Linked DNA regions of Homo sapiens: region 2 is linked to region 1. The links are chromatin contacts, found by Hi-C or POLR2A ChIA-PET in ENCODE. All regions are on one chromosome and are shown on one strand. Each heading gives the region's core, a stretch centred on a gene start or an enhancer-like site at or near the end of the contact. The rest is flanking DNA. Distances are from core to core; before and after follow the strand shown. Region 1 holds the start of SSPN-AS1 (SSPN antisense RNA 1). Region 2 overlaps SSPN (sarcospan).

The links. Hi-C counts contacts between places; a loop is a spot of excess contacts on that map. ChIA-PET counts read pairs that join two places held with the same protein, here RNA polymerase II (POLR2A). Pooled maps may share reads with other maps.
Region 2: a loop to region 1 is called in a map of dorsolateral prefrontal cortex, with 2.3 times the contacts of the local background. The contact joins the enhancer-like site here to the promoter of SSPN-AS1 in region 1. A Hi-C loop is called at or near these places in 4 of 168 maps with a recorded cell type or tissue (PC-9, cardiac septum, dorsolateral prefrontal cortex and 1 more) and 4 of 50 pooled maps. POLR2A ChIA-PET finds 5 or more read pairs at or near these places in 5 of 52 experiments (A549, PC-9, Panc1 and 2 more).

Annotation. Positions count from the first base shown.
Region 1 is chr12:26,269,568-26,276,052 of GRCh38, forward strand. SSPN-AS1 (SSPN antisense RNA 1) reads right to left here and starts at 2,260. Exons shown (of 4, transcript NR_187469.1): 1 at 2,096-2,260. All of the region lies in intron 1 of LOC105369705 (a long non-coding RNA gene), which reads left to right. LOC105369704 (a long non-coding RNA gene) reads right to left here. Exons shown (of 2, transcript NR_188068.1): 1 at 6,292-6,485; 2 at 3,762-3,925. RefSeq lists enhancers at 2,402-2,621, 5,161-5,600, 5,621-5,670.
Region 2 is chr12:26,223,629-26,230,113 of GRCh38, forward strand. SSPN (sarcospan) reads left to right here. Exons shown (of 3, transcript NM_005086.5): 2 at 665-751. The region is part of intron 1 of SSPN-AS1 (SSPN antisense RNA 1); the gene reads right to left. Among named protein-coding and RNA genes, the nearest start is that of SSPN, 31 kb to the left of the region's middle. RefSeq lists an enhancer at 2,620-3,255. Within about 2 kb of position 3,068, at least 14 of the 41 ENCODE cell types and tissues checked have a DNase peak (open chromatin) inside an H3K27ac peak, as active enhancers do; they include dorsolateral prefrontal cortex, where a contact is called at or near this core.

The DNA.
Region 1 (6,485 bases), core at 1,010-3,509:
TGTGCCTGTCCTCAGCAGTTGGGTTTCAAAGGACTGCAGCCACAAGGTCCATCTCACATGGCTTGGCCCCGGGAAGTGAGTGGGTGTGCTGGCGGCTGCACTTGAAGCTGGTTTTAATGATACCCTCCAACAACTGCATCCTTTGCTGATACAGCTGTTTCAATCTTGCAGCTGTTGTGCTCTTGCTTATATGTCACTGTTTAAAATGAGGATAGCAGGAAAAACTCTTGGGGCCACATATAGAACCCCCATGGGCAGAGTCCTCAAACTGGGATGTTCCGGAAGCAAGAGAGCCAAGGCTCTGTGTTATGCAGAAAGCCTGGGCTTCTGTGACCTCTGTGTATCAATCAGCCCAGATTCTAGACACTCTGTCCTGGATAGGGCCCCAGGATAGGCCCACTGGGCAAAGCACGAGCCGATAACTCAAACTGTTATCCGTGAACCTGACCAGGCGGGAGGGAGTCAGTGTGTGTAGTTTATAGGCCACAGCCATGAGGCCATATGTCTTTTACAGCCAGCTGGAGTGTCAGGCTGATCCCATGCTTGTCACCTGGCCCTTTTCTTCCCTGGCAAGTGACTGCTGATTCCTCTTGTAGGCCCTCCAGAATCTGGGACTATCAGTGCAGGTTGCAGGTTATGCTGTGCAAGGGTTTTTAGTTTCTTTATTTAGCCATGGAATCTCATCTCCCAACAAACTCTCAGGCCAAAGCCGGATATATAAAAACAGTTAGTTCTGGAAGTATTTGGCATGAAGTGGTAGTAGATGAACCAAAGCTGGCTATCTCTGCCACACCAAAATTCACTACACACACACACACACACACACACACACTCACAGACACTCATTGAGTTACCTCTATAGAATTCTTAGGACTCTAAGCAGAGGCAGTTAGAAAACCCCTGATAGTGCCATTTTTTTCATTTTTATAGATGAGAAAGCAACTCTAGGTCTTTCCTGCCTAATGTAGAAGCTACTAGTCCCAGGTAGCCACTGAGCATTTGAATGGCTAGTCTGAACCGGGGTGTGCTGTGGTTGTAAAACACATGCAGGATTTCAAAGACTTGGTACCAAAAAAAAAAGAATGTAAAAAATCTCATTAATACATTTTTTATTGAGGGCATGCTGAAGTAATAATAGTTTGGATAGATCAGGTCCAATAAAAAATACTATTAAAAGTAATCCCATTTGTTTTGTTTTACTTTTTAAAATATGACTATAAGAAAATTCAGAATTACGCAGTGGCGTACATTCATGACTTTCTAAATTATAATTGTATTGAACAGCAATGGTTTCTATTGTTTTGCTAAATGCCTTTTCAAGGCTATCTGGATCATTGGAGACAGGTCAGAACTCCTAACTAAGTGCTCTCTCCTTTCCACCATCCCCACATGATTCATTTACATGGAGAGGTAATTGACAGATAGAAGCTTACATTAACATCCTTGGGGAGTTTCCTTTAATTTAATGGGATAAGAGGAAAGAACTTGCAGACAAAGGTAAAGGTGGGGTAGGATTAGGCCCATGGATGATCTTCCTAATGACTTTTGTTATCTAGAGCATTGACTTAGAAGCACCAACTTAGAAACAAGAAGGGCTGAGTCTAGAGCCTTTGACAATTACTCTCTCTCCTTGCGTAAGTCACTAGACTTCCTGGGTCTCATTTTTCTTATCTGTAAAGTGAGGAGATAAGTTCACAGCACCCAAAGTCGTCTTCAGCTCTGGAATTCCATGACTCACCATTTTTGTCTTCACCCATATTCTTCAGTGCTAGCAAATACTTTTTGATATAGTGTTCCTGCATTTATTTCTTTTAACTTCTTGATCACCCTCTTCTCCTAAAACCCAACTTCAGCTAAGATAAGTAGGATTGGGAAGGGAAGATTATTTCGAAGACAACTGCAAGTCACTCCTCTTTACTCTTGACCCCAACAGCAGTGAAAGATGAGCTGTGTGCTCTTACCTCTAGCTCAGTAAAGGAGGACCAGGAGGAGGAAGACGGCAAGGAGGGAATGAAGGGGGAGGAAGCAGAGAGATGGGGAAAGAAGAGGAAAAAGATGAAGAAATAAGAAGAAAATGGGTTTTAGCAATGCATACCTGAAGGGATGATGAGCCTGGACTCTCTGGACTCCTAGATTATGAACTCCTGCAGTGGACCATGTCCTATTTTTTGGAGGCGTTGGGGGGAATTGTCTTACGCAGCACCCAAGCACACTGCTATGCAATGGACCACAGATAGGAAGCAAGCACTGCATTTGGCTCACTGAGTTTGTAGCCCCTGCCTTTTATAGCCAGCAAGTTGATAATAATTGTGAGAGTGAAGGCAGATGAAACACACAGTACTCAGAGTGAGATGTCAAACAACAAATTTACTGAGCTTTTTACCTTCCTTCTGAGCCCCTATGAAGCAGAAAACACCCAGACATTGTTTTAAGTTAGGGAGTTTCCAGCTTTGCAAGTGAACTCCCTGGCGGAGGGCCAGGCCTGCCGTCAGCTCGTGGGAGCGAGCAGCATTCTCGGGGTTGTGTTGGAAGTTCCAAGCGTATGATGCATTTATGGCAGGATGGAGCTGGTACCTATAGGTTTAGGGTTTAATTTTTGTTCTAGAACGTACTTCCTCTCTGAATTGCCGCATGTGCTGAGACGCTGGTTGTGCTGTTTCCTTCTGAAGCCCTCTCTGTTTTAAGTGTTGCCTCGAAAGGAATGATGAGGCGAGAAGCTTGTCTCAGGCCCCAACCACACCTGGCAGCCCTGAGGGGAGAGCAGTGTGAGGGGACATGGCTCTGTGGCCCACAGTAACCCATTGTCTTCCCTTCACGTGGGCTTCGCAGAGGGCAGAAGGGACTGGCACTGCTTTGAAAGGCAGTGTGAACTCAACCTCTCCCGCCCACACCAGGGACACCAACCTTTGGGGTTAGCTTAGCCAGCAACCAAAGAACATTTAATTAAAACATACTTTTTAGAAAGGAAGAAAAGAGGCCAACACAAAATAGCTATTTAAAATGCCAGATTTCTGGAAAATCAGAAGAGAGTAAAGCTGGAGCAAATTCTCCGGTGGTGGTGGTCAGGGGGTTGCAGTCAGGACTCCTTCAGGGCCATTATCCTGCTGCTTCTGGTGTCCAGTACCTGCCTCTCAGAAGACAGAACACAAAACCAAGCTCTACCAAAGCCAATAACCAAGTATCAAATACTGTGAATCAGGGTTCCTTTTGGAAGTGTCCACTGAGGCCCTCTCAGCCAGAACACAAAATTCATTTCCCTTAATATCCTGCAGGCATATGGATAAACTGCTCCTTTGGCAGTTTCTTAACTGAATGGGGGCTGATGGAGCCCAGCCAGGCTCCAGGTAAATGAGACTGTAAAGTGGGGCTCAAAGAAAATGTCCTCTGGGTTGCGCATGCTCTGTTGACACAGGGCTGGTTAAAATGTCCTGGAGTGGGAGGTCCAGGTCCAGGTCACTTCCTTACTAGTGCCTCAGGGAGACTCTCCCTTCTCACCAGGGCTTATGGTCCTTTGTATTTTTCTCACAGAACTGAGGATCCCAGCCCTCCCATCTCCATCCATGCTCAGGGATTGTAGTGGGGGAAGAAGGACCTCCCTTTCTGCGTGTCCCCTCACTTGTCTTCTGAGAGCTACCTGTAAAAGAGACAGGCTTTGAGCTACAAACAAAAGCCAAGCACTCCAAATCTAGGGAATTGCAGGGTCACCTTGTACATTACTCAACTTGGACTGCCGTAACAAAGTATTAATACAATAGACTGGGTGGCTTAAACAGCAGAAATTTATTTTCTCATGGTTCTAGATGTTAGAAGTCCAAGATCAAGGTGCTGGCAGAGTTGGTTTCTTTTGAAGCCTCTCTCCTCTGCTTGCAGATGGTTGTCTCTTCCCTTTATCTTCGCAGGGTCTTCCTTCTATGGTATCTTCTCTCTTTATAAGGACACCAATCGCCTTGGATTAGGGACCACCTTATGACCTCATTTTAACTCAATTACCCCTTCAAAGGCTCCGTCTTCAAATACATTTTGTAGTACTGTAACTCAAATGTGTAGTGCTGTAACTCAAATCTCTTCAAATATATTTTGTAGTACTGTACTCAACATGTGAGTTTTGGGAAGACACAATTCAGCCCATACACCATGTCTGTGACTTTCAAGAAGGCTGGGAACCATAGCAACACACCACATTTAAATCATCCAATAATGCCATTCCATTTCCTCTTCTTCCCCAAATGCCCCAGTTTTATTGGCCTTTCTGAGCTCCTTAGGCCAGTTTTCTCCAGGATTTCAGTTCTCTGTGGTGCTGAGGACATTCCCTGGAACATTTCCCTTGGGGACAGCAGCATTGCCAAGGTGGAGGCCAATGTGCTCCCTCACCCGCGACTCCTCCCTTGCTGGCCGTTCCCAGCTCAGCCAAAGCAGAAAGTGAGGCCCAGTTAGAGGGTTGTGGTCTTGCCCGAGGAGCCAGGGCTAGCAGACCTCCCAGTCCCCCAGGGGCAACGTTCAAAAAGATAGCCTTCTCCTCATCAGCTTGTACGTCCTGTTGTGTTTACAAGCAGGCCTTCTCTGCATGAAACAGGTTCCAGATAAGGATGTTCAGAATTTGTTTGGCTTCCCACCACTCCTGAAAAGTAATTGCCTGGTAGTGCAGGCTGGGAAAGAAGACAGGATTACTGAGCCCAGAGATGATCTCTTTTAACCCCTCTGTTTTTTTTTTTCAGATCAATTTAAAGTTACTTTTCCTACCCCTGAACCAGATCAACAACCATCCCCTTTACTCTGGGCTTTGCAATTCAACTCTATTTTCTATGATTGCAGTGCTGAGCTTATTAAACAAAAGCAGCTCTTGTGAATCCTCTCCCTAAGATGATCGTTCCTGGGTGGTCCTTCTTGGGTGGGTCCCTGGGCACAGAAACCCCAGGCCACGTTTCCTCCTCTGCTCAGCACGCTGGGCAGATTCTGCCTCCCGCAGCTCAGCTCTGGCTCATCAGGAGATAAGATCAGAGACACTACGGAAGGGCCAGGTTTTAACAAGGCAGAAAATACAAGCTATTCCAAACATGAGGCCTACTGTGCAAAAAACAAACCCCCTGGCTTTGGGGGCCCTCTCCTGGAGAGGGTTTCTCTGCTCATAAAGATTGGTATCAAGGGGTGAGGAGGGAGTCATGCCATCCCAGCAGGACCTCCAGTTGAGGGCTTCACTTTCAATTACCCAAGAGCAGCTGTAGACTGCTGCTTATGTAATGGGCTCTGCGCCTCCTTCTCGGGAGGAGGATGTGGAACCGTTTTGTGTTTGCTGAATAATGAGTCATGGTCAGAGTTAGGGAGCAGAAACAGTGACTCTCTCCCCTGCATTGCTTCATCCGGAACTTCTAGTAAAGAATGATAAGCCCTGAGTCAGTGCCCAGTGGGGCCTGCCCTGGAAGGGGAAGCACCACAGGAGGCTCTGAAATGCAGGCCCCACAGAGCCCACGCACCAGGCTGAAGGAGACTCTGGGGGCATTTGAAGCCCAGATGGGCTGCTTGCAAGAAGATTCACTGTTTATTTAGGCCTGTAGCTGAGCTGCCAGGGTTTTCCTATCTCGGGTAATCACAGCTCCTCCAGCCAGGATCCAGGAGTGTTGGGGTGAAGACTGAGGCTTCAAAATGAACAGAGCTTTCTCCAAACCTCATTTTAGCTCTAAGAAATGAAACAAGTCAGCCGTACACGGTGGCCCTGCTGTAATCCCAGCATTTTGGGAGGCTGAGGCGGGCGGATCACGAGGTCAGGAGTTTGAGACCAGACTGGCCAACATGGTGAAACACCATCTCTACTAAAGATACAAAAAAATTAGCCAGGCATGGTGGCGAGCGCCTATAATCCCAGCTACTCCGTAGGCTGAGGCAGGAGAATCACTTGAACCCAGGAGGCGGAGGTTGCAGTGAGTCAAGATTGCGCCATTGCACTCCAGCCTGGGTGACAGGGTGAGACTCCATCTTAAAAAAAAAAAAAAAGAAAGAACAAGTCTGAGGGGCGGGAGAAAGGGCACGTTTATATCAACTGAGAAGTCAAAAGGTTTGGTTTTAGCCAGAAAGGGAAAAAAAAGACACATTATTGCTCACATTCTGAGGTCAAACAAACAAACAAAACCCCTGAGAAAACAATATGAAGCCCTGTAAGAAAAGGCTTAATGGACCAGAAATTATTTGTTCCTCTTCATGTTTCTGAGAAATGTGGTTCAAACTTTATAGACTTTCCACATCAGCAAACAATTAATCATGGCTTGCACTCCCACCCCACCATGCTTTTCAACATACCTAGCAAGAAGCCACAGGCCATTTCTTGTCTTTCTGTAGCAAATCACAGACCAGATCTGGGTGCATAAGCGAGGTTTCCTATGGAGTTGGTGGGTTATTCTATGGTGGGTGCTGCAGGAAGTTCAGGGCAGCTTGCCTAATGCACAAGGAAGGGAACATTTCCTTCCCTGTGCAAGGCTTCAGGAGACTGACCC
Region 2 (6,485 bases), core at 1,818-4,317, 45 kb before region 1:
ATCCGGGTTCCAAAGAAAAGGCTTTGTGCCTTTTCTTTCTTACTTACAATATGAGAATCATAATATCACCTACCTTATAGGATTTTGTAGCAATTATAGGAGGGAATACAATATAAAACAATTACAGGAGGAATACAATATAAAGCCCTTAGAAGAGCTCTAGCATGTAGTAAATATTCAGCTAATGTTAGTAATCATGTTTCATTTCTTTCAAGGACCATTTCAAATCCGTGTCGTAATGGAAGCCTTTTATATCGCCCAACTCAATGTAATTTCTTCCTCTTTTTGTACTTCTTTGAATAATATTTAACATGAAATGTCCTGCCTTAGAATTTGGTGTGCATTCATTTTGGCTTTCACCGGATTGTAAACTGATGAACACTGAGTAAACTTTATTCATCGTCATATACTCTGAAGGATCTTGTATAGCACCTGGCATATCAAAAGAACTTAGTAAATGCTGGCTAAGTGGAAATCAATTGATTTTTACTAATTTTAAAGTGGTTTTCCACCAGTTGAAAGAAAAACACAGTACATAAAGATAAGTAAAAGAAACGGACAGCTTTATAACATGGATGTGACTGCAGGAAGATACTGAGACTGATGTCATTTGAACGCACAACGTACCCTGATAACATCCTTTCTTCTGTGTTCTCCCTTGCAGGTCTGCTTAGTGGCCTATCTTGGCTTGTTTATGCTTTGTGTCTCATATCAGGTTGACGAACGGACATGTATTCAATTTTCTATGAAAGTAAGTTGTGATTGTTCTTTCTCTTTTATCATCACATAGAAAGAAATCCAAGTACAAAATAAAGGAGTGCCTTCTTAAGGGGTTGCATATCTGATTAGTCTAGAAATTGCATTTTTAGGCAGGCCAAAAAATGTTTTAAGAGGGCATTGATCCAGACCTCAAAGGTAATGCTGATTTTTTTTTTAAGTCTTAATTTCCATGAACTGGGTTGGCCTGGAGGATATGAAGTCTGTCCTTCAGTGCCCTTAAAAGGAATATTGAAAATTCATCAGTTCAACAAAACACTTGGCCAGAAAAAAGGTATCTCTTTCAGTGCCCACTTCCATATCTCGGGGGTTATTTGGGATATTTTAATAATGAAGCAGTCTAAGTGTATTTCCTCTTGTAGGTGGGATCACTGAGACAGAAAAAGTACATTGGGCGCATCCAAATGCTCTGTGCCAAGACTCTCAGGGCAAAGTGGGGGACGGGTGATGGGATATGCGTGGTTTGGCAAGCGTGTGTGTCTTTCATTTGTGTGTATCTTTTTTCTGTTAGGGACAGTGCATTTGGCTGGAGCCAATTCAAGTACACAGCATTTTCACTGCACAACAGAATCTACTCCAAAGGGAAGCAAAGACACTACCTTTCAGAGTATAAGGACATAGACATAGAACTTAGCAATCAGAGCTAGTAGAAAGCAAATTCCTTCATTTTCTCTCAACTACTATAGCAAATAATACAAAGCTATCTTTAATCTTTTTTTTTTTAATTTGGTCCACTAACATTGTTTTTTCTTCTACAAGAAAACATATAAAAACTGGATTTTTTTGTTCACTACAATGAGAAAACATCAGACATAAAAGTAAGTGAATGACATTATTTGAAAGTTACTAAGGTGAAAAAAATAAGGTGTGTTGGAAGATTCCAGTATAATTGAAGCTGTTGACATAAAAAAGCAAAGGGATGATATCTTTTAAAATCATGCTATAAAAAGTAATTAATAGATACAAACATTTACATTATAATAACTAATTTTAAAAAGCTGGTTACACAAAATGTATGATATTATCCTACAGAAAAAATAAAAGCTCTTAATGAGCATAGAAAATACAATTATCTATGAGTGGTGGGATTATATTTGCATTTTGCAGTTTTTCTCTAATTTTGAAATGTTCTCCAATAGTTATAACTTTTCTAAGTAAACAGTTAATAGATACTACTTTTTTAAATGATGAAGTTAGAATTTTGGTGGATATGCCTTCATTTGGAAATTATACTTTTCTGTCTGAGGACTTTCCTTGAAAGAAGGCCAGATAGAGTAGACATCAGTCTATGTTTACTATTTGTTTGGAGAGGTTTGACTAAACAGCAAGGCTTGGTGATTAAAAAAAAAAAAAAAAAAAAAGCCAGAAAGCTTAGTAAGAAATGGCCTGTTAAATTACAAGAACTTCATCCAGTAGCTGAAGAACACCCCAAACTAGGTTTTTATTAGTTTATGTGAAATACCCTCATTTTCCCCCCAGATGATCCCAGAAAACAGCAGAGTCAAAAGCATCAGCTTAAGAGAGACCCCAATGCCATCTCAGCATCTGCACCTTAGTTAAAATAGGGAGTAAGAGAAAAAAAATAGAAAAAAAAAAAAGTCACTGCCAATGTCAGCCAGGTTGAGGATTCCCCACTAGGAAGATCTCATTAGCTACCTCTTTTTTTCCACCCGTGACAGGCATTGGCAAATACTGAGGCACTTTCCTCTTCTCCTGAACGTGACCTTTCTTGATGCTTGCTGCTAGCTCTCTAAGGTTGCATGCTACATTATCTTCAGGTTGAAAGTGAGCTTCAGCCCATCTCCAGATTTTCCAATGACACAACAGGGGACAGCTGACTTCCCTTATGCTTCTCACACTACTGGGGGGGCGAAGGCATAACATGCATCTTCATAGGGCGTTTCTCATCAGCATAGCCGCATTTTGGTGCCCCCATCTCGGGACCCTGGCCTAAGCTTTGTTAGAGGATTTATTTCCTCCTGTTGAATGCCCAGATAGCCAGGACAAGCAAACGGGCCATGATGACAGTCTCATTGTAGTCCACACGTGCACACACACGCACCCTCCCTTTCGCTTAGAGAAAATAGCCACGGGCTCTTTTTTTTTTCTCAAGCTGGGACAGCCCTCTGGGGGTTCGGGGATTGGGGGTAGGGTCCCTTCGCAGGCCCTCGATGCCACCAGCGCGTTCCTTTTTCCTCCCTGGGCTTTGCCTCTCTGCCTCTGGGCTTGGCTGGGCATCGGCTGCAGGTCGCGCTTCCTGCCTTTCCTAGTGGCCTGACTTTCTCAGGGCTCCCCTGGAGGTTCGGAAACGTGTCGGGGGCATGTGCCTGCGGAAACATTCCAGGGCACGTTCCCTCCTGCCCACATCCAGGAGGCCCCTGGGCTGCTTGCGGCAGCCTCCTCCCGAGCAGTGCGCTGCAGAAGGGCCCTTCCCGTTCAGGCCACCGGGGAAGGTAATTAAATTGGAGCAGAAACACCCTCCTCCCGAGGTCACCGAACGTGAAAGCTGCAGGCCGGGTACCAATTAAAGGCAGCGAGCGAGCGGAGACGCGCCCGGGCGCTGCTGTTACATAAGCGCCCGGGGCCACCGCGCCTCCGCCCGCTGCGCAGCGCCGGGCTGATGGGCTGACACCCGCAAGACAGATGCCTCCCGCGCCGGGCTTTTATCAAGATATATTTGCTCGGATTCTCAAGGTCATCGTAAACACTCTTCCTTATAGTGTATTCGTGCCATGTAGGTAAAACAAGCCACTTGATTTTAAATTACAGATTCTAACCCAGAAGCTTGTTGCTGTCAGATGAGTTAAAAGCCATGAAGGAAAAATGCCACAGCGCTGCAGATAAAGCCTGCAGGCTTTAGGGGGGATCGAGTATATATTTATGTCTTAAAATGGATAAGAAACTTGATTCCGTGGCTTTCTCTAGTTTACTTGGCCTGATGCTTTCCGGAGTGGGAGAAGCCGAGTCACTAAAGTGTGAGATAGATACGCACGATATAAATTTATTCATACTCAGAGAAGCTAAGGGGCATGGTTTTTCTTTATGTTCTCTTTGGGTTCTAGCATAAACGGTTTAATTAAAATTGAGCAACCACTGTGTTTGTGTAAATGTTTACATCCTTCCTACAAGCCAAGAATGCATTGTTACTCCCACATGACAAAATAAGACAAAAGCAGTCGAATTAATATCCTCAGTCCTCAGAACTGGCAGCTCTTTCCATCCCTACTAATTTGCTTATTATTTCACAAATACTTAAATAGGCTCCTGTATACCAGACGCTGTTCTAAGTTCTTTACAGACATCAACTCTTTTGATCCTTGTAATTATCCTGTGAAGTAGGTGCTATTATGATCATCATGCCAAGTTTACAGATGAAGAAGTACAGGTGCACAGGGATTGATGAATTTGCCCAGGGACCATGGCTAGTGAGGGGAGAACCTGACTCCCTGGTTCACGCTGTTAATCATCAGCCAGTACTGCTGCGCACTTGTTAAATGGTCTTGGGCACATCTTTTAATCTCTGAGCCAAAAAGTCATCTTTTAAAAATAGACAAAATTCCCATTTTCAGCAAATGGATTTTTGTGACTATCATGAATGAGTAAAATCTTTTTCAACTATTTGAATTATTTGCAGATTGAGAATGAGGGATTATTGTCATTGCTTCAAGATATTGCCCAACAAATGTTACAGAAAATTGCTATCTAAGGAGCTTGGTGCGGTGGCTCATGCCTGTAATCTCAGCACTTTGGGAGGCTGAGTCAGGAGGATCACTTGAGGTCAGGAGTTCAAGACCAGCCTGGGCAAAATGGTGAAACCCTGTCTCTATCAAAAAAAATACAAAAATTAGCTGGGTGTGGTGGCACACACCTGTAGTCCCAGTTACTCAGGAGGCTGAGGCATGAGAATCGCTTCAACCCAGGAGGCAGAAGTTGCAGTGAGCTGAGATCAAGCCACTGCACTCTGTCTCAAAAAAAAAAAAAAAGAAATTGCTATTTAAGGATGTATGTATGTTAGAGGTAGGAAGGTTATCACAAGACCCCCGCCCCCAACTTCCATCCATTGTTGGTGATAAAACAGGTAGAGAAAACTCCATTTGGGGCCATTCTACTAAGCAGATGACTACCAGGTGGGAAATGATCACTTTAACCTGGGCCTTCCCTGGTTAAAATCATAGATATACCATTGTTCCCAGAGCAAACTGTTCCCAGTTCTCTGCTGGCTGTACTGGGAATACAGCTACGATGGGTACACACACACACACACACACAGAACATGGTCAAGACAGTTTAATTTGGCTCTTGGCACCAAGAGTTTGAAGTCAGTAATCAAGCCTGAATATTTCAGAACAACCCAGAATTGTTCAAATATTCTTCCCCATTGGTTCTACAAAATAAATCCATATTTTTAGGCTAAAAACTCCAATTTTTGCATAAAATGTAGTCACTGAAAATATTGAGGGCCAGACGAAGTGGTTCACGGCTCTAATCTCAATACTTTGGGAGGCTGAGGTGGGAGGATCACTTGAGGCTTGGAGTTTGAGACCAGCCTGGGCCACATAGCAAGACTCCATCTCTTAAAAAAAATTTTTTTTATGATGGTACCACTTTGTATATATCTGGTTCCCTTCCTCCAAGGAACACTAATATTGAGTATAATCATTGTTATGTCCCTGAGATATAAGATGTTTCTATAAACTGTTTCACAGATGAAGATACTTAGGTTACATCTGACAATCCTTTAAATGATTTGAAGAGGAAAAAGAATGTGTGTTTAAGATCTCTTTGATGAAAAGATCTAAAGAATCCATGATACTAATTAAGATGTATTAAGAAAAAAATGGCTTTAACTAATTCTACGCTCTTCCAGTGACCTTAGATAGACAGTCAAGCTGTATGTAATCCCTGATGGATTCCCTTACAGGCAAACCAGAGATAAGCTTAGGGCACCAGCAACCAGTATGTACACCCACACCCACACATACATGCACACATACCACTCAAGAAAAAGAAAAAGTAAAAATGTAAATACAGCATTCCAAATTTAAGACTTGAAAACACTTGAAATCATCACTGTGTGGAACACACTCATTTGGAGGACTTTTGTACACATATTTTGTAGTGTCACATATATGTTTTAATTTTGAATTATATATAAGGGAAGGTGGGGGAAGGGCATCATCTTCTCAGAGCTACTTTCCTCTGAACCTGGAAATGACTGGAACTAATATTACTTTGTGAAGTGTCCATTTACCAGAATTGTTCTCTGTAGAGAGCAACTTTTGACTGTGGTAATGTAATTCTTGCACTAAGAACTATGTGTACTAGTCTCAAAAGCTGGGGACTCTGAGCCTTACCTAGAGTCTCAGCAGGTGGACCATTAAGATTAACATTTCTAGTAGGTGAGTTCAATCACAAAAATATTTCTTGTTCCATAGATTTTATTGTGGCCATGTCAGTGAACACCCACAAGTTTTGCTCAGAATATTTTAGGTGTAAGCTAAATCCCTAAATTGTTCAGAGTTCCCACAGCCCTGTAGCAGCAGAGCGAGAACTTTAACCAGACTTTTTCAATCCCAAAGCTAATCTGGAGGCCAACAGTGTTCAAAACCTTGGTGACTGAGGAACCATTTAGAGTTTTTTCAGGCTCAGGAATCACATGGTCGTTGTTGGGCTTGGGGTAAGTTTCACAGGCGATGAAGCTGACGTTG